Regions from separate parts of the Homo sapiens genome. Here region 1 is linked to region 2. The links are chromatin loops, found by intact Hi-C in ENCODE. Cell type or tissue: Calu3. All regions are shown on one strand. Each heading gives the region's core, and the rest is flanking DNA. Links, peaks and the distances in the headings are about the cores only. Region 1 has its middle 120 kb from the start of LINC01395. Region 2 overlaps BARX2 (BARX homeobox 2).

The links. A loop is a pair of places that touch in the nucleus more often than their neighbours do. Peaks named below come from ENCODE experiments on the same cell type or tissue, not always from the same donor. Only the 100,000 strongest peaks of a DNase experiment are listed, where the experiment ranks them.
Region 1: it touches region 2 in a loop (2.4-fold over the local background); 2 of 110 quality-filtered maps call a loop at or near these places.

Annotation. Positions count from the first base shown.
Region 1 is chr11:129,496,684-129,507,248 of GRCh38, reverse strand. No RefSeq gene overlaps it. Among named protein-coding and RNA genes, the nearest start is that of LINC01395, 120 kb to the left of the region's middle. In Calu3, for the core only: no CTCF peak of the experiment used is centred there; no DNase peak of the experiment used is centred there.
Region 2 is chr11:129,385,968-129,396,532 of GRCh38, reverse strand. All of the region lies in intron 1 of BARX2 (BARX homeobox 2), which reads right to left. Among named protein-coding and RNA genes, the nearest start is that of BARX2, 15 kb to the right of the region's middle. In Calu3, for the core only: no CTCF peak of the experiment used is centred there; a DNase peak (open chromatin) is centred at 5,759.

The DNA.
Region 1 (10,565 bases), core at 1,331-9,330, 110 kb before region 2:
GCACATTTAATGTACTTATGTACATTAAATACATCAGTACATTAAATGTGCTCAATGTGCTTTTGGCTTACAGTATTTTCTACTTATGATGGGTCTGTTGTGATACAGTCCCATCATAAGTTGAGGAGCATCTGTACTCAATTTTAAGACTTACTATATAGCTACACAACTCAAGACTGTGGTACTAGCAGAAGGAAAGGCACTTAGATCAATGGGAAAGAATAGAGAACCCAGAAATAAGCCCATACAAATATGCTCAGCTAATTTTTGCAAAAGCAATTCAAAACAAGCAACAAATGGTTCTGAGCAATTGGAAATCCATAGGCCAAAATATGAACCTCGACCTAGGTCTTACACCTTATCCAAATTTAAATGTAAAACATAAAGTATAAAACCTTTAGAAAAAAATATAAGAAAAAATCTTGGGATAAAGAACTAGGCAAAGAGTTTGACTTGAGACCAAAAGCATGTTCCATAAAAGGAATAAAATAGATTGGGCTTCATCAAATTTAAAAACTTTTTCTCTACAAAAGATCATGTTAAAAATATGGAAAAGCATAATGTGAAAAAATATTGCAAACCACATATCTGACAAAGGACTAGTATCTAGATACTCGATAGTAAAAAAGCTAACAAGCCAATTAGAACGTAGCTAAGAGATAATTCACTTAAGAAGTTATGTAGATGACAAACAAGCACATGAAAGGATGTTTAACATAATTAACCTTAGGGAAATAAAATTACAGTGTGATATTACCACATACCTACCAGGACTGCTAAAATAAAAAATAATGACAACACCAAATACTAGCAAGAATGTGGAGAAACTGGATCATTCATACATTACTACTGAGAATGTAAAATGGAATAGTCACTCTGAAAAACAGTTTGCCAGTTTCTTAAAAGACTAAACATGCACCGACCGCATGACCCAGTAATTGCACTCCTGGGCATTTATTCCAAATAAATGTTTACTTATATTTACACAAAAACCACAAACAAATGTTTATAGCAGCTTTATTTGTAATAACCCCAAATTATAAAATCTATATGTCCTTCAACAGGTAAATGGATAAGCAAACTGTAGCACACTCATATCATGTAATAATCATGCAATAAAAAAGAACAAATTATTGATCCATGCAACATGCTGGACGAATCTCCGGAGAAATATGCTGAAAGAAAACACCAATTGCAAAAGTTTATATACTGTATGATTCCATTTATACAGCATCCTTAAAATGGCAAAATCATAGAAATGAAAAGAACAAATAAGTGATTGCCAGGGGTTAAGGATGGTGGTGGTGGCTGAAAGGAAGTGGGTGGGACTGTAAAAGAAGAATACTTGAAGGATATATGAAGGATACTTGTGATGGAAATTTTTTTGTATCCTGACTATCAGTGTCAATATCCTGGTTGTGATATTGTGATTTTGCAAAATGTTACCATTAGGGAAAACTGGGTAAAGACTACACAGAATTTCTTTGTATTATTTCTTACAACTGCATGTAAATCTACAACTCTCTCAAAATTAAAAATGTTTATTTATTAGAAAGGTTTTTTTTAATAAGTGCATGTCAAATATTAAGGGGCAGGCAAAAGGAACTTAACCTGTGCTTAGACAACAAGGAACTATGAAATAGCTTCTGTAATGATAGCACCTCTTTATTGAACACTTACTCTATGCCTGGCATTGTTCAAGTTCTTTGTATGCACTCTCTAATTTAATCCTTAAGCAATTTAGAGAGCTTATGTAACCTTGTACAAGTTCACTCAGCAAGTGGAAGAACCAGTAATTTGACCTTGGATCTATTTGATGAGAAAGCATGTGTTCTTAACCACTGTACTATGTAGCCTCCCTATTGCTGAAGCAACGGAATCTGCTGAAAAGTTATGGGTTCAGTAGTATAACCTATTGATCCTAAAAGAAGCCACATGTCCTTTCTGCATTTGCAGCTTCAGAAATACGCCTGTAAAGTTAAATCATCATTTGTTCATTCAGTCTTTCAATTCAGTGCCAGGTATTGTGTAAGGTTCTAGGCATCCAAAGATGCAGAAAAATGTATCACCTGCCTGCTTGTGTGAGGAGCTTGGACACTCCAGGGGGTGACGGACAGTGATTCCTACCTATGTGCCCATTCCTGTGGCCACACGAAGAGAGCTAAATCCAATGTCAGGGTCAAGAGAGCTCTCTGAAAGTCATTTTGTCTCCTGGTCTCAGGTCCCCCCGACAAACTTTGCAAGAGGTCCTTCTTGGAGGTGGAGGTTGTTGGGGAGGTGTGGCACCTCTGAACTTTTTCTTTCAACACTTCACACAAAAATATATACTAGTCAAGCTAAAAAACAAAAACAGAAAATTTAACTCAGGTTTACATTTAGTTCCAGGCTTGAAGTGTTCTTTAGAAATTTTCCTGACTCCAGAAACTTTTTGCATCTCTTTGTCTTCATCTTGATGGGGAAAGGGAAGAGAGAAAATGTAATATAGCGGAAAAACCATAGACTTTTTGGCTAGCCATATCTGAATTCAAATCTTGACTGCCCAATATCGCTAATGTGGTGGATAGTGGTGGATTGCTGATCTTAGCAAGCTATTTAACTTAACCGAGAATGCTTCCTCATCTGTAAAATGGGAATATTAATATTCCTCCTAGCGTTGCTGTAGCCATTCAGTATCATGTAGATAAAACATCTGGCATATGATTGGTGCTTACTAAATGGTACCTATTATTATTTTCTTCCAACATGAAATTTCTTTAAGAGAAAACAGAAAGAATATCTTTGTAACCAAAAGGTGGTAGGTAAAGGTTTCATCAACAAGACTCAGAAAGCAATAACTGTAAAAGAAATATTTGATAAATTAGACTTCATCAAAATTAAAACTACTACCCAATAAAGATACTATTTGGAAAATCTACAAACTAGATTTGCTAGACTGTAGCAAACTACAGATGAGAAGAAAATGTTTCCAGGATGCATACATCTGACAAAAGAATTATACCCCATATCTCTCTGATGGTAGAGGATCTTACAGAGTTTCAGTGGCATTACACTGAATGATTTCACTGTAAGCCCAATTTATGTAGATGGCCTGAAAATTTACATTAAGTATCTACTGAATCCAAAACGTAATCCGAAAACTCCTTATTACCTAACTCCTACTGTACATTTGTTTTCTGAGGATCTTTCTCTTCTTTTGTTTTTTCTTTTTATTGTGAAAGAAACTAGAGTTCCACTAAGGAACCTGCTTAAAATGCATACCCGAGGATTTGTTGTATCAGTTAGGGTTTGTGTTTGCAAACAGGATCCACCGTGACTAGTTTATTTAAAAAAGGAATGTTAGGAATTTGTTAAAGTATGGTAGATAGTACACAGCATTTCCAGAAAAGCCAGAGAGACATATTCTGAAGCTGAGTAGCAACCACACTCAAGAGCTTCTCCACCAAAAATATCTCTACAAATGCTGTTTGGCACCTGTAATGCCTGGAGCCAGATGCCAGAGATACTACCAGTGCCACCTCTGCTGAAACATCCACCTTCCACTAAAATGCCTACCAGTTACTTGTTCCCCCATATCTGGCCACCTCCTCACATAGCTCACTTCTTCATTCAAGTCCTAACAGCAAGGATCTGATTGATAGAACCTAGATCACATGACTGCAAAGTTAGTTGACTTCTACCTTAGAAGAGTAGTCTTAAAATATAGGAGATCTGAAAAAATACAGGAAGGATATTTTAAAATGCTGGCTGCCACGATAAGAAAGGGCTATCCATTTTACCCTTCTTGTACAACAGAGTCTAGAAAACTAAAAACATGTCTCAGATACCTTTGCAGTTATGACTCAGGATGTAATTTAGGATTCACCAATCCCATGCTCCTACGTAAGATTTGGAAGGCAGAATTGAGGTGGAGGCCATGCTTTTGTTAGTTATCTCTGTTGATTCTCCTAGCTAGTCTTGGTTGTGTTGAAGTTTGGGGTGTGTATGTGTGTAAGTGCTTTGTTTTTCTTGTTTTGGTTTTGGTTTTGATTTTTTGTTCTTTGGTTAGAGTTGGCAGGATTCCTACTATCCAATCCTTAGCTTTATTGTTGTTAAAAGGCAGAATTAGGGGAGCATATATGTTTTGCTGTTTGGATTTAGGAAGCATCATTTGATTATGGAATTTGCTATTGCATAATGGTGGCTTTCTGTGGTGTGGATGGTGGATAAAATGGTGTATTTCTAGAGTCATCATTTATAGTGGTGGATTCTTGATTCCCAATTTTCCTGCTTCTTGAAAAGGTAAGGTAAGCAGGAAGCTCCCTTCTCTGACTGGCAAGTTTAGTAGTGTCGTCCTAAAATTCATTTCTTCAGCCCTTCCAAAGATTTTCATAAGCACTAACTCCCGGTATTTAATCTCTTTCTGCTGAAAATAGATGATTTCTGTTATTTATCATTTAATCTTTTCTAACATAGGTATTAGTTCTATAAATTTCCCTTTATCTACTACTTTAGCTGCATCTCACAAAATTTGGTATGTTGAATTTTCATTTAGTTTAAAATAATTTTCTAGTTTCCTCTGTCGTCTCTTTTTTTACTCATGAGTTATTTACTTGTATGTTATTTAGTTTGCAAATATTTAGAAATTATCCTAGTGTCTTTTTGCTATTGATATCTAATTTAATTCTATTGTGGAAAGACAACATACTTGGATTTGAATTAAATGTATTGTGACTTGTTTTATGGCCTAGAATATACCTTATCTTGGTAAATGTTCTGTACATCCTTAAAAATAATGTGTAATGTGCTGCGGGCTCTATAAATGCCAATATGTCAGGATGCTAGTGTTGTTAAAGTTTTCTGTATTCTCATTGATTTTCTGTCTATATGCTCTATCAGTTATTGAAATAGGCATGTTAAAATCACTAACTATAATTGTGTATTTGTCTATTTTTCTATCAGTTTTTGTTTCCTATATGTCAATGCTATGTTATATTAAATGCATGAACATTGGGGATTGTCATGTCCTCTAATGAATGGCCTGTTTTATCATTATGAGCAAACCCTCTTTATCCCTGGTAATATTCTTTATTCTGAAATCTACTTAGTCTGTTAATAATATATTACTTTGGTTTTCCTTTAACTAGTGTTAGCATGGTATGTCTTTTTCTATTCTTTTTACTTTGAACTTAGGTGTGTCTTTGAATTTGAAGTGGGTTTCCTGTAGGCAGCATATAGTTGGATCTTGCTATTTTTTTCAATCCAATCTTAAAATCTCTGCCTTTTAATTGGGGTGGTGGAGACCATTTACATTTAATTGTTAGGCTCGAATATTTCATCCTGCTATTTGTTTTCAATTTGTTCCACTTGTGTTTATTTTTTCCTCCTGTGATGCTCTAGATTATTTTTATAGTTCCATATGAAGTTCATCTCATAATGATAAAATGGCCAGTTCAACAGAGGATATAAAAATTCTACATGTTCATGAGCCTAATAAAATAGCTGATAAACACCTACACATATATTACATTTAACTATGTATAAATACAATTTTTATATATACAGATTAAGTATTCCTAATTTAAAAATCCAAAATCCAAAATGCTCCAAAATCTACTTTTTAAGTGTCAACATGACACTCAAAAAAATGCTTATGGGAGAATTTTAGACTTCAGATTTTTGGATTATGGATGTTCAACCTGTATCATGTATATGATATGTTAATATATGTATTATTAACTATTTTAGAGATTACTTTAAGGTTTATAGTATATATCTGTAACTTATCACAGTTTATCTTCAAATAATATTATAGTACTTCACATAAAACTTACTACATAAGCCTTACTACAATATACTTCCATTTCTCTCCTCTTAGCCTTTGAGTTATTATTGTCATATGTTTTTCCTCTACACATGTTGGAAATTCTACAATGTGTTGTTATTATTATTTTTGCTTAAATAATTACTTTTTAAAAGGTTTGTAAAATGAGAAAAAATCTTTTATATTTATCCACATAGTTACCATTTCCAGTCTCCTTAATCGTTTGTGTAGATTCAAACTTTTATCTGGTATCTATACCTTTTATATACACATGCTATAAAAACCCCTATTATTATTATTGTTGTTGTTGTTGTTTTGGAGATGGGGTTTCACTCTGTTACCCAGGCTGGAGTGCAACAGTAATCATAGGTCACTGCAGCCTTGAACTCCTGAGCTCAAGCAGTCCTCTCACCTCAACAATCTGAGTAGCTGAGACTACAAGCATGCACCACGTCCAGGTAATTTTTTTATTTTTTGTAGAGATGAGGTCTCATCATGTTGCCTAGGCTGGTCTTGAACTCCTGGGCTCAAGTGATCCTCCTGCCTTAGCCTCCCAAAATGCTGGGATTACAGGTGTAAGCCACGGTGTCTGGTCTTGAATTTCTTTTGTTACCAATGCAATTCTTAATGCTTTGGTGAAGAGTGGCTTACAGGCATGATATTATTTTTATATGCATTATCAATTATCTTTTAAAGATACACAAATAAAAATTATTTTGTATTGATCCATGTAGTTACCATTTCCAGTGCTTTTCATTCCCTTGTGTAGAACCTGATTTCTGTCATTTTTCTCATTTTTCTTCTGCCTGAAGAATAAATAGGTCTGCTGGTGATAAATTCTTTCTGCTTTTGAATGTCTGAAAAAAGTCAATTTCACCTTCATTTTCGAAAGTTTTAAGGGGTGTAAAATTCTAAGTTGAAAGGGTTTTCTTTTCCTTTTGGTATTTCAAACATATTGCTCCACTGTCTTCTGGCTTACAATGTTTCCAAGAAGAAATTGGCAGTAATTATCTTTGTTCTTCTGTACAGTAATGTATCTTTTTTCCTGGCTGCTTTTCAGATTTTCTCCTTATCATGTGTTTTAATTAATTTCACAATGATGTGACTTGTGCTGTAGTGTAGTGTTCTTCATGTTTCTTAGGTTTGGGATTTGCTGAACTTGTTGGATCTGTAGACTTAACATTTTCATTAAATTTAGAACATTTTCAGCCATTATTTTTCCTTTTTTTTTTTTTTGAGACAAAGTCTTACTCTGTCACACAGGCTGGAGTGCAGTGGCCCAATCTAGGCTAACTGCAACCTGAAACCTCCGCCTCCATGGTTCAAGCAATTCTCGTGCCTCAGCCTCCCAAGTAGCTGGGACTACAGGTGTGGGTCACCACACCCAGCTATTTTTTGTATTTTTAGCAGAGATGGGGTTTCATCATGTTGGTCGGGCTGGTCTTGAAATCCTGACCTCAAGTGATCTGCCCACCTTGGCCTCCCAAAGTGCTGGGATTACAGGCATGAGCCACCACACCTGGCCATTATTTCTTAAATATTTTTTTTTCTGTTACCCACCCACTCCTTCCTTCCTTCAGGAGCTCTGATTACATATATATTGTACTGTTTAAAGTTTTTCCACAGCTCCCTGATGCTCTGTTTTTGTTTTTCAGCCTTCTCTTATGTTTCTTCTTGGATAGTTTCTATTGCCATGTCTAAATCTTTTCTTCCGCAATGTTTACTTTGCTGTTAATCTGATTTAGTGAATTTCTCATCTCAGACATTATGACTGTTATAATAATTGTTTTAACAACCTTGTCTGCTAATTTCATCATTTGTGTCATTTCTGAGTTTATTTCATTTAATTGATTTTTTATTATACTTTAAGTTCTAGGGTACATGTACACAACATGCAGGTTTGTTACATAGGTATACATGTGCCATGTTGGTTTGCTATCCCTCCCCCATCCCCCTACCCCATGACAGGCCCGGGTGTGTGATGTTCCCTGCCCTGTGTCCCTGTGTTCTTGTTGTTCAGTTCCCACCTATGAGTGAGAACATGTGGTGTTTGATTTTCTGTCCTTGTGATAGTTTGCTCAGAATGATGGTTTCCAGCTTCATCCATGTCACTACAAAGGACATGAACTCATCCTTTTTTATGGCTGCATAGTATTCTATGGTGTATATGTGCCACATTTTCTTAATCCAGTCTATCACTGATGAACATTTGGGTTGGTTCCAAATCTTTGCTATTGTGAATAGTGCCACAATAAACATACATGTGCATGTGTCTTTACAGTAGAATGATTTATAATCCTTTGGGTATATACCCAGTAATGGGGTCACTGGGTCAAATGGTATTTCTAGTTCTAGATTCTTGAGGAATTGCCACACTGTCTTCCACAGTGGTTGAACTAATTTACACTCCCACCAACAGTGTAAAAGTGTTCCTATTTCTTCACATCCTCTCCACCGTCTGTTGTTTCCTGACTTTTTAATGATCACCATTCTAACAGGTGTGAGATGGTATCTCATTGTGGTTTTGACTTGCATTTCTCTGATGACCAGTGATGATGAGCATTTTTTCATATGCCTATTGGCTGCATAAATGTCTTCTTTTGAGAAGTGTCTGTTCATATCCTTCACCCACTTTTTGATGGGGCTGTTTGTTTTTTTCTTGTAAATATGTTTAAGTTCCTTGTAGATTCTGGATATTAGCCCTTTGTCAGATGGGTAGATTGCAAAGATTTTCTCCCATTCTGTAGGTTGCCTGTTCACTCTGATGGTAGTTTCTTTCTCTGTGCAGAAGCTCTTTAGTTTAATTAGATCCCATTTGTCAATTTTGGTTTTTGTTGGAATTGCTTTTTGTGTTTTAGTCATGAAGTCTTTGCCCATGCCTATGTCCTGAATGGTATTGCCTAGGTTTTCTTCTAGGGTTTTTATGGTTTTAGGTCTTACATTTAAGTCTTTAATCCATCTTGAGTAAATTTTTGTATAAGGTGTAAGGAAGGGATCCAGTTTCAGCTTTCTACATATGGCTAGCCAGTTTTCCCAGCACCATTTATTAAATAGGGAATACTTTCCCCATTTCTTGTTTTTGTCAGGTTTGTCAAAGATCAGATGGTTGTAGATGTGTGGTGATACTTCTGAGGGCTCTATTCTGTTCCATTGGTCTATATATCAATTTTGGTACCGGTACCATGGTATTTTGGTTACTTTAGCCTCGTAGTATAGTTTAAAGTCAGGTAGCATGATGCCTCCAGCTTTGTTTTTTCGCTTAGGATTGTCTTGGCTATGTGGGCTCTTTTTTGATTCCATATGAACTATAAAGTACTTTTTTCCAATTCTGTGAAGAAAGTCAGTGGTAGCTTGATGGGGATAGCACTGAATCTATAAATTACCTTGGGCAGTATGGCCATTTTCACGATATTTATTCTTCCTATCCATGAGCGTGGAATGTTCTTCGATTTGTTCATGTCCTTTTTTATTTCATTGAGCAGTGGTTTGTAGTTCTCCTTGAAGAGGTCCTTCACATCCCTTGTAAGTTAAATTCCTAGGTATTTTATTCTCTTTGTAGTAATTGTGAATGGGGGTTCGCTCATGATTTGGCTTTCTGTTTGTCTATTATTGGTGTATAGGAATGCTTGTGATTTTTACACATTGATTTTGTGTCCTGAGACTTTGCTGAAATTGCTTATCAGCTTAAGGAGATTTTGGGCTGAGACAATGGGGTTTTCTAGATATACAATCATGTCATCTGCAAACATAGACAACTTGACTTCCTCTTTTGCTAATCGAATACCCCTTATTTCTTTCTCTTACGTGATCGCCCTAGCCAGAACTTCCAACACTATGTTGAATAGGAGTGGTGAGAGAGGGCATCCTTGTCTTGTGCCAGTTTTCAAAGGGAATGCTTCCAGTTTTTGCCCATTCAGTATAATATTGGCTGTGGGTTTGTCATAAATAGCTCTTATTATTTTGAGATACATCCAATCAATACCTAGTTTATCAAGAGTTTTTAGCATGAAGGGCCATTGAATTTTGTTGAAGGCCTTTTCTGCATCTATTGTGATAAGCATGTGGTTTCTGTTGTTGGTTCTGTTTATGTGATGGATTACATTTATTGATTTGCGTATGATGAACCAGACTTGCATCCCAGGGATGAACCCAACTTGATCATGGTGGATAAGCTTTTTCATGTGCTGCTGGATTCAGTTTGCCAGTATTTTATTGAGGACTTTTGCACTGATGTTCATCAAGGATATTGGCCTAAAATTCTCTTTTTTTGTGTATCTCTGCCAGGCTTTGGTATCAGGATGGTGCTGCCTCATAAAATGGGTTAGGGAGGATTCCCTCTTTTTCTATTGATTGAAATGGTTTCAGAAGAAATGGTACCAGGTCCTTCTCGTACCTCTAGTAGAATTCGGCTGTGAATCCGTCTGGCCCTGGACTTTTTTTAGTTGGTAGGCTAATAATTATTGCCTCAATTTTAGAACCTGTTATTGGTCTATTCAGAGATTCAACTTCTTCCTGGTTTAGTCTTGTGAGGGTGTATGTGTCCAGGAATTTATCCATTTCTTCTAGATTTTGTAGTGTATTTGCATAGAGGTGTTTATAGTATTCTCTGATGGTAGTTTGTCTTTCTGTGGGATCGGTGGTGATATTCCCTTTATCATTTTTTATTGCGTCTATTTGATTCTTCTCTCTTTTTATCTTTATTAGTCTTGCTAGCGGTCTATCCATTTTTTTGATCTTTTCAAAAAACCAGCTCCTGGATTCATTG
Region 2 (10,565 bases), core at 1,060-9,059:
AAAGTAGACTGTTTACTACCTACAAATAAATCCTTTAATTTAAGAATTCCCAAGCTGGAAGAGATCACTGCAGAAAATATAGTCTACTAGCTAGGTGTGACAAACTGCATATTATAAATACTTAGACAAAAAAAAAAAAAGGTGAGTGGGGAGGAGTGGCAATATCAGAAAGCCACAGGTGTGGGGCCAAGGCGATCCCTAAATCCCAGGGCAGGGAGACGTCAAGTAAGAGAAAACATATTACCTACATCAAGTAAGAGAAGAAAAGTGCTGTAAAGAAACACGAGCAGTTTAGTAAGGTTCAAAACCATACTATTTTGACCATCTACTAAGTGCAAAAATGTATGCTGGTGTGAGGGGCCCCAAGATGAAGGAACAGTCTTTGCTGGAAGGAAGCTCAGAGCCCCATGGGAGAGACAGTCGATGTCATGCATTAAATAAGCCGGTGCTACCGGAGCACACAGAGAGAGGGCAGCTGACGGATGGATCTGGTGGTTATTATTACACCCCTAGCTTCTTGCAGATTGTGTTTCCTGGCTTTCTGCTGTAGAAACAGACAGAAACATCTAAGATTCTATATTTTTCAGAGGTGAAATCTTTTGTCCACACGAGATTCAGGAGACTGCGCTCAATCTCTATAGCAAACCCTGAGCACGGGTGTCGCTATACCCATTTCACCATGAGCAGCCTGCCCAGGTCACCCAGTGAGCGGCAGAACTGGAAGCTGAATCCACACCATCAGGCTCCAAGTCCTGCTGCCTTCCTATTACTTTCCTGAAACAGATTTTACACGTGCAGAGATTCTCTTTAAGGAGAAGACAGTCAAAACCCACCCCCAGGCAAATGCAGAGCTGACCAGCACTGAGAGATGAGAGGAGTGGATTTCTTCCATGCTGAACCATGGCTATTTCAGGATGGGTGCAGAGAGAGAGGGCTGAACGTGGCACTGGAGGGGTGTGACCGGGAGGGCCGGAGGAGATTTCAAGAACACGAAAAGCCTCACACACAACCCTAAATGCACGGAACTCACGGCCCACTAACTCAATCTAATCCAAACGACCTCACTAAAATCACTCTTGCAAAGCTGCTGCTTCCTTCAGACAGAAACCCTCAGGAGAGTTTGTGGACAAGCTGTCAGAGAGGCCTGTGCCATTATTTGTTGACACAACAGCAGGATCCTTCAAGGGTAGTGCTGGTCCTCGAACATCACTGGCGACAGCAGAGTTGTATGACAATGGAAATATTGTCAATCCCAGAAACCAGCCTACGGGAACTAAATAGACTCTCTAGGCTCGGCACAGTCAACAGGGTAGAGAAAAGCATTTTAAAAATCAAATCCCAAACTGTCATTATGGATTTGATTAGTGACTTTGTTTTTTAAATTATATAAAATAAATTAAGATGCACAGAAGCAACAAAATATATATTATTATAAAAAGCAACTTGTGGCTTCTAATTTAGAAATGGTAGTACAGATTCATATAGCTAGTTTAGAGTCATTGTATTTCAAAGGCATTGCAAGCCTCCGAGTGATCTTGGTTGAGCAATTTAATTACTCTGGGCTTTGGTTTTCTTTCCAGTCAAAAAAAAAAAAAAATGCTGAGTGGACTATAGCTTCCTGCCTGTCCTAAACCTCGGTGCCTTTGCACAGCTCTGCAGATTATTTCAAAAGGTTTCTAAAGTCTTTTGAAGCTAAAAATATGTTAGAAATAAACATTACTTTTCCAGTCCGCAAATAAATGTGAGTAGGGCAGAGGCCATTTTACCTATATAATGCAATTCTTTTGTTGCTCTGGATGAAAAAGCTTTATTAATGTTTAATTTAGAGAAGTACTTCACATTCTAACTAAAATTATTTAATATTTTAAAATTCATTTTATTAAAATATTTATAAAACATATGCTGTTAAATTGGGAAGACTTATTTTCTAGTGGTTTTACAATAAATGCCTTGATTTGGTTTAGAAATTAAAATAAATCATTGTTCAACTCTGGGGAAAAAAATTTAACCAAAAAAAAGCCACTAAAAATAAACCCACTTCATAGGTAGTTAGCATGCGTCCTAAAATAAAAACTACATCTGTTTGTTCAAGGCGCAGATATTACAATTTTCATTAAACTGTAGAACTATTTTTCTCATAGAAAAACTATTTCACTTAAGTGAGTCCTCCTGATCATTAGTTTTCTAAAAAGGAATTTAACAAGCATGTTCAAAGCAGCAAAAACAACCGCAAAGCCCATCAACAAAACAGATAAACAGTATGGTTTATGTACACACTGGACACTCTATCAATGAAAATGAGTGAACCGTAGGTACACACAACAGCAGAGAGGAATCTGGGAAATGCAATGCTATGAGAAAAAAGCAAGTCACAAAAAGTATAGTGTGATTCCATCTATATAAAGTTCAAAAATGACCAAAGCTCAACAACATATGATTTAGGGATAACACATGGCAAAACTACAGAGAAAAGCTGAGAACTGAAATACTGGTGACCTCTAATGGGGGAGAGACGCAGACAGCATCAGGGAGGGGAACCCAGGCAACCCAGAAGAAATGTTCTTTTTCTTTTGTTTAAATTTATTTCTTAAATGTTTTATAGGGATGAGGTCTCACTATGTTGCCCAGGCTGGTCTCAATCCTGGCCGCAAGCAATCCTCCTGCCTCAGCCTCCCAAAGTGTTGAAATTATAGGCATGAGCCACCCTGTCTAGCTGAAATATTTTTCTTAAACTGGGTGGTGGGTAGACACAAGTGTTCATTGTATTACTATTCTTTTTATCATACATATATTTTATAAACATTTTCCTTACTCAATATTTAATTTTTAAAAATATTAACAGTAAGATAAAATTCATTTAAATCATAGCCATTCTGGAATAGTTCCTAAGGTTGTGGATAAAATATTGAACTGTGTCCCTGTCATTAACTCACTTTGCAAATTTGGACACTAATACATTCCCTAGAACTTCAGCTATGTAAGAACTTTACTGCTCCAGGAAAAAAAAAAAAAGGATATCCTAATCATTCTAGGGATAGTTTTATATGGCCTACAAAGAAAGAACTAGATGAGGAAAATCAAATCAGTAATAATAGAAAATCAGAAAATATTTAAATATTTAATATTTAATATTTTTAGAAAGCATTACTGAGGATCTATCTACTCTGTACCCAGCACCATACTTTTCAAAATAAGAAATTCTTGAGTCTAAGCCACATTAGACAATAGAGTTCCCAAAGGGTGATCAGGACCGGATTTGTCTTCTGTTCCTCCACTCTTTTTGTTGCTGTTGTTTTTAGATATAGGATTTTCCTCTGTTGCCTAGGCTGGAATGCAGTGATGCAATCATAGCTCACTGCAGCCTTGAACTCCTGGGCTCAAGCAATCCTCTGGTCTCAGCTAATTTTTTTTAATTTTTATTTTCAGTAGAGACAAGATCTCTCCATGTTGCCCAGGCTGGTCTCAAATTCCTGGGCTCAAATGATCCTCCTGTCTTGGCCTCTCACAGTCCTAGGATTACAGGCATGAACAACCATTTCTGGCCTTCTATCTGTCTCTTTACCTGTCAAATGAGAATAATAATAGTATCTCCTCATATGACTGTGGTATAATTAAACAAGTTAGCCGGGCGCAGTGGCTCACACCTCTAATCTCAGCACTTTGGGAGGCTGAGGCAAGTGGATCGCTTGAGGCCAAGAGTTCAAGACCAGCCTGGGCAACATGACAAGACCCCGTCTCTACTAAAATACAAAAAATTAGCTGGGCACGGTGGCACGCATCTGTATCCCAGCTACTCAGGAGGCTGAGGCCCAAGAATTGCTTGCACCCAGGAAAGAGAGGCTGCAGTGGGCCGAGATCATACCACTGCCCTCCAGACTGGGCAACAGAGCGAGACTCTGTCTCAAAAAACAAGAATCAAACAAAAAAAAAGTTAATTCATATAAGAGCATTCAGAGCAGTTCCTGGCACATAGTATTATACCAGTGTTTCCTGTTATGTGTGTGTATTGTTATTATTATTGTTTTTTCAACATCATCTGTGATTTGGAGTAAGAAAATCAGGTGTCACCTGTACCACACATACTTTTCTTGGAAGTGGAATTTTACCTACCAACATCAGTCATCTCCTCTGACATTAATCGACCTTGCACTTGTGCACACTCCTCTCCATTTTATGGTAAGGGCCAGATCTCAAGGGTTCTTCAGCCTACTGGCTGGTAAGCCCGACAGTGCACAGGAAGTTGCAGCAAATCAGGTTAATTTCGCATCTCTCACCCCACAGTGGGTTTCATTAGCTCAAAGGCTACCTTGGAGACGCAAAGCCTCACCCTGACCCAAGGGCCTCAATGTAAATAAGAGAGCAACTAGAGAGAGTCGTGCTTCATCCTTCCTGAGAGGTCTGGCAGTTCCTGACCCTGAAGAGTTGAAAATTCCAAAGGCACATAGTCTCCTGCACTTCCCCAGCAGAGTGGACCATCCCAATTAAGTGTTCCATCCAGCTATGCAAGCCCTTCAGGACAGAGCTGTGGCGATGTGATTGTGTAACTTTTATTACCATTACTATTACTTCTAGGGATGGGCAGCAGGTTAAAGTCAATTAAGAAGCATATAAACTGTCATCCAAATCTCAAACTGAAAAATGCCAGTGATGCTGACACGCCCAGCCTCTCCTCAGGGGCCATCCTCAGATTCCCCCTGGGAAAACCGGTCGGGGCTGCAGCAGCAAAGAGAAAGTCCCAAAAATACTTTGTTGAATTCTACCACTTTACTATAAATATTTTTGACCCCCCTCTCCGTGCAGAAAATCCTGTGTTACTTCTAGAAAGGTCTGGAAATTTATCCTTAAAGCCCAGAGCCTGATCTCACTTTAAGAGAGTCCTTGCAAAATTCCCCACTAAACTCCCACTGTCGGGTCTTTCTCGTGTCACAGGATGACAACAGAACCCTGGATCAAAGGAGGTATTTTTGTGCCCTGGAATGACATCATAGTTTATGGATCAGTAAAAACCTTATTTCGTAACTGAGGAGCTCTGCTTCCAACAGTCTAGTGGAAGGGTTGGCGAACCTTCCTTGTAAAGGGCCAGCAAGTCAATATTTTAGGCTTTATGGGCCATGCTGTGTCTGTCACAACCTCTCCCTCCACTGTGACAGCATGAAAGCTGCCACAGACAACACGCAGACTGGTGCATGTGCTGTGTTCCAATAACATTTTTATGTACGGACACTGATGTCTGAATTTCACATAATTTTCACAGGTCACGAAATGTTCCGCTTTTGATTTCTTTTCCTCGGTTTACGAATGTGAAAACCATCCTTAGCTTGTGGTAGTAGAACAATTCGTAGTGGGCCAGATTTAGCCAATCCCTGGTCTAGCTTTCTGTGGAAACACCATAATACATGTAATCCCCTGGAGACTGCAAGGAGTCCCTCCCGAAAAGCAGCAAATTAATCCTCCTTCATCAATCACTGCTCCCCAACATACTGGGGAGGTAAGATGTGTTTTACCAACAGCAGAAACTGACGTATTGAAACATCACAGAATGAGGCAGTGGAGGCTCTGGAGGAAAGGTTTTTGACAGGAGTTCTACTTTAAATCCTGCTTCCACACCGCCTGTGCGTCAAGTACACACAATTTTCTGTGCGCCACTGCATGAATACCATTATTGTATTATAATACAGTCGTCATGATCTTTTGTGACCCAGGATGATGAAATTTTTGAATGCACCATTAATACATATGATGATTGGGCTACCTGTGTGGCTGGCCAGGCCATTGCCCAATCAGAAGTCATTGACTGCTGTCAGTTATGGGGAACGCCTCTGAAAATAAGCACGTACTCACAGGGCCATTTCCAAATGAAATCTTCCATTCTCATTTTTCAATTTGTTTTTCTCTTGGAGACAACAAATGCTGAGTAAGCATTTGGATCCCTGTTTCAGTGGACTAACTTGTTTCCTTACCCCTCACTCTCCCTTCCCCATTGGCCAACATTCCTTTTCCACTCCCACCCCATTCCTGCCTACTCCCCTCCTACTGGAACACAAACATATGCATTTTGTTTTTCTGAATCCACAGGCTGAATAGAATATTCTCAACAAGATGCCAACGATCCATGTCTCTGACTGAGTCCTATTTTCAACAATTCAGAAAACTCAGACTCTATGGTTCTGAGGACCCTAGGGGACAAAGTCAGCCTTCTCACTCTTCATAAATACATGCCACTCCGTCTCAGTGGTGATGACACATCCACCTGTCTTATCCCACTTGGCCCCCACCCACCACAGAACCTGGATGAGGCCACTAGAGATTGCCTGTCGGAATCATCATTATAAATGGCTGGACAGAGGCATCACCCTGTTCACTGGCGATGCCTTTGCACCATAGAAGGTGAGAACTCCTCATCAAGAGAATTCTTCTCACACCGTGGAGGGGATTCATCAATTAAAGTATTTCACCAGCAGATACTAAACTTCATAAGACACTAGTGACCAGCTGAGAAACACAATCCCAAAAAAATCCACATGGAACTCTTCCTCAGGCAGTTCCTCCACGTGACAGCCATCCATCATTACCACTTAGAATACATTCAGAAGCTAGCCCCACCAGTAATTTAAAAGCTGTCACAAAGGCACTTCATTTGGAACTCACTCTGAATCACAGACCCAATAATATACTAGGAAAGTGATTAGTTGTCATACTGCTACCATTTTCCATGCTACCTAATTGGAAAAGAACATCTCAGTGGAGTTATTTTCCTCTCTCAGTGCTCGAAAATAAGAAAAAAAGAATAGTTTCATTTTTTTTCAAAAAAAAAAAAGACTATCCCTAACTCTACTCTTGAAAGAAGAAAAGAAATCAAACGTGTTGAGAAATTCTGCCACTTTTCTAGGACAGTTCTTGAGACTCTTACAGCTGTGTGATGAAACATTTCCTAGGGGCAATGAATCCTAGGAAACTCTTGTTAAAAAAAAAAATAAAGTAACAAAGCACATCTTGTGATGTTGTAGCGCTGACCTGTTTGTGCCACTCATTTATGAATTTATAAAATTCTGAATTCATATTACAAAACAGAAAAGTGGGAGGAATGAAACATACCTAATTCATGAAGACTTGAACTCAAACAATTCACAGACCACCCAGGTTGCAAGGGGTCTTAAAAGCAGCTAGTGTCGCTGTAACCCAGAAAAATGCCCTGGAGTAAAGTGGGGTTTTTCAAGATTTAAATTTTTCTTAAGTTTAATTCACCAATAATGGTAATCTTTCCCTAAAGGGTTGTACTTCAGTGATGAGGTTACTATTGTAAGATAATTATTTTTAATAGAAGCTATCAAATACTAAGCACTTTGTTACCACAAACTATACTAGGAGTTTTATATACATTATCTCATTTAACCTCCACAACTAACCCTATCATGTGATTATTATTATCTTCATTTTACAGATGAGGAAATTACGTGTCATAGAAGTTAAGTTTACCTAAGGTCACACAGCCAATAAAATACTGAGAGCTTTATATACATTATCTCATTTAACCTCCACAACTAACCCTATTATGTGATTATTATTATCTTCATTTCACAGATGAGGAAACTGAGTGTCATAGAAGTTAAGTAATTTACCTAAGGTCACACAGGCAATAAAATACAATAAAACCCAGGACCGTCTGACTCAAAACCCCAACAGTAGGATTACTCCACTAAATGGTTTCATACATTTGAGTCGTGGGGTGCAAATTACATCAATCTCATATTTAAGCTGTTATCTACATTATTGTGGTTCCCAGAGTTGACTTTTCATTGCAATCATACAGAAAGGTTTTTAAAAATAGAGATTCCCAGAATCCACTCCAGCTCAGCCAGATATAATGTGAAAAAATAATCTCGTTCTTTTAAGTGATGCCAATCAACGACCAGACATTTTTTCTCACTGAACCTAATGAGTATTCCATGAAAAATATCCGAAGTGTTAACTCTCAAGGCATTTGGTTGGCTTTAGTTGTTCAGCACTTTCTCTCTAGTTGATAATGAATGAATGAGTAGGAATTCCACCCTTGATTCCCCTAGGAAAGCTTTATTCAAAGAATGACAGCTGATGGAAGCACCGTGACCCAGAGATTGGTAGCGAATGCTACACAGACACGGACACAGACCCCAGGGCAGTGAGGAGTGGAGAGTCACACAGCCAGATGGTAACAGGTCTGCAATCTCCCAATCACCTCCCTTCCCCGCAAAACCCCACCGCCTCTTGGAATCCCTCTGGAATCATTCAGAAACCCCAATCACCACAGGAAATGAAAGACGAACTGGCACACATTAAATTAGTATAAATATGTGTAAAAGAGTTGGCAGGTTCAAAATAAGTTCCAACAGAGCTGATGCATTAATTGGACCTTACCATATATATTTTTTATATCTACACACACACACACACACACACACAGTATGTTGCCTATATGTAATGAGACAGACATGTTCTAATTTACACATTTTCATATAATCATATCCAGTACTGGAGTCTATATTGAAAGAGACAGATGCAAGTTCCAATCTCAACCCTGCCACTTATTCGTGTGACCCCGTTCCCATTTCTTAACCTCCTTGAGATTCACTTTCCCTGCCTGAAAAGCAGTGGTAATAGTAACTATTTCACTAGAACACATTTATGTATACAAGCACCTAGCACAGTGCCGGGCACGTGGTTGCCATTTATTATTGTTGTTACTCCTATTTAGCACCTCCCTAAGAAATGAAATATGCTGTTTAGCCCCTGATTGTTCTAACCAGCAAAGGCCCAATCTCCCAGTAGAAAAAAAAGCAAGCACTCCAATAGGATGTTCCTTCATGCCTTGCTCTGAACTGATGATTGAAAACATGCTTCCAATAGCCACAGCTGTCTAATGTGCTGAGGTTCATTAATGAGTTACCATGATATCCAGGGATAACAATATTAACAACACCTTTCCGAAATATCTCCTCTGGGGTAACTTACCAATTATTTCAGTAAAATGTTTAGTCATGGAAAAGAAAGGTCTTAGATTGGAACCATATTAAAACACCTTCCTCTCTCTCTCTTTCAGTGAAACACATTTAAAATTTACCCTAAATATCCTAAATCCTTGCTTGTCTTTTCCTAAGTAGTTCCAGACAGAGGATTCAAAAGTGGATCTGTCAGATTTGTTGCAAGTGAACAGACTCCCCTGGGTTGCAGGAGGAAGTCCTCCGCATTTTTTCTGACTTATGTAGTCCCACGGCAGCTCTTTGGAATATCTTCCTTGATAATGTTTCCTATATTGACAGCCCCAAGCCTGGCTAGTTCATTTTACGAGGAATAAGGTTTCACTGGAGAGTTCCAGGAGGTCGAAAGAGTAAGGCACAAGCAAAAGTGTCAGTCTGTTTAACTGATCCCAGCCAGAGTGTGCGACTATCTGCGTATAATAAAATGCAGAAGGACTTTGTCCCGTAACCCGCGAAAGTCTGAACCCTGGTAATGAAACTGATAGAGCCACCATCCTTTCCATCACGTCCAGTTTGGGCACAGTCCTCGTGCTTAGCACCAAAGAAAATCTGGCCACCCTGGCCACAGATCCTGTGGGTGGGGTGAGGCCCCCCTCCAGAGCTTTAATTTGTTTATTTGTCTATGTATTTGTTTAGGCAGACAGGAGTGGTGGCAGGAAGGGAAATGCTTTGGCAAACTCTTGATTGTACAAACTGTTTCCTCCACACTAATACTTTCCCTTTGGAAGGACACAGAAAGATAGAGCTCCCAAAAGGCCACGTTTTTGCCAAAATGTCTAATAGCAACATTTCTAAATTGGGACTACTTTGCTGAGAAAAGAAAAACGTCTTTGGTGTTGGGCTGAATAAAGTTTCTGCCACTATGGTTGTCATTAGGGAGTAAAATGTGGTCCAGGTTTACTCCTCCAAACAATAGGATGCCCACTGATTGCTGGTAACAGACATCTCTGTGAGATCACCATGGTAACATTCATCCCTTCTAACAGTCCCCAATACCATATATTGAACAAACTTTTAAAATCAGATCATGATTATGGACTATAAAGAGAACTTGGACAGATAATAACATGCCAATATCAACATTATTCTTTCCTGCTAAGAAGCTACACGTTAACATTTTTAGATTATTTGGTTCAATCACAGCTGTCCTTAGATAATTTCTGTAAATGAAACTGTCAATAGCAAAGGACCACTGGTGAAATGCTAAGGGTAGTATATTGTCATATCAACAAATACTCATAAAAGCAAGGTGCAATCAGAGGCAGTTTATAATGATTTTAAACATCAGTAAGAAGAAGCAGAAAAACCCTGACAACTCTCTCTTGCACGACTGGGGGACCAAATACTTCACTAGTCATCCTTCAAGAGCATGTACCCAACTCAGAGACTATTTATTCTATGCCAAAGCATTACTGGAGAAACAGCAGTTATCTTGGTGATAAATAATACCCTCAATCAGCCAGGCAAGGTTAGTAAGATCCAAAAGCCACTTTCAGAAGCCACAGTGGTTGTTTCAGTGTGAGTTGTACATATGTTTAGTTATAAAGTGTT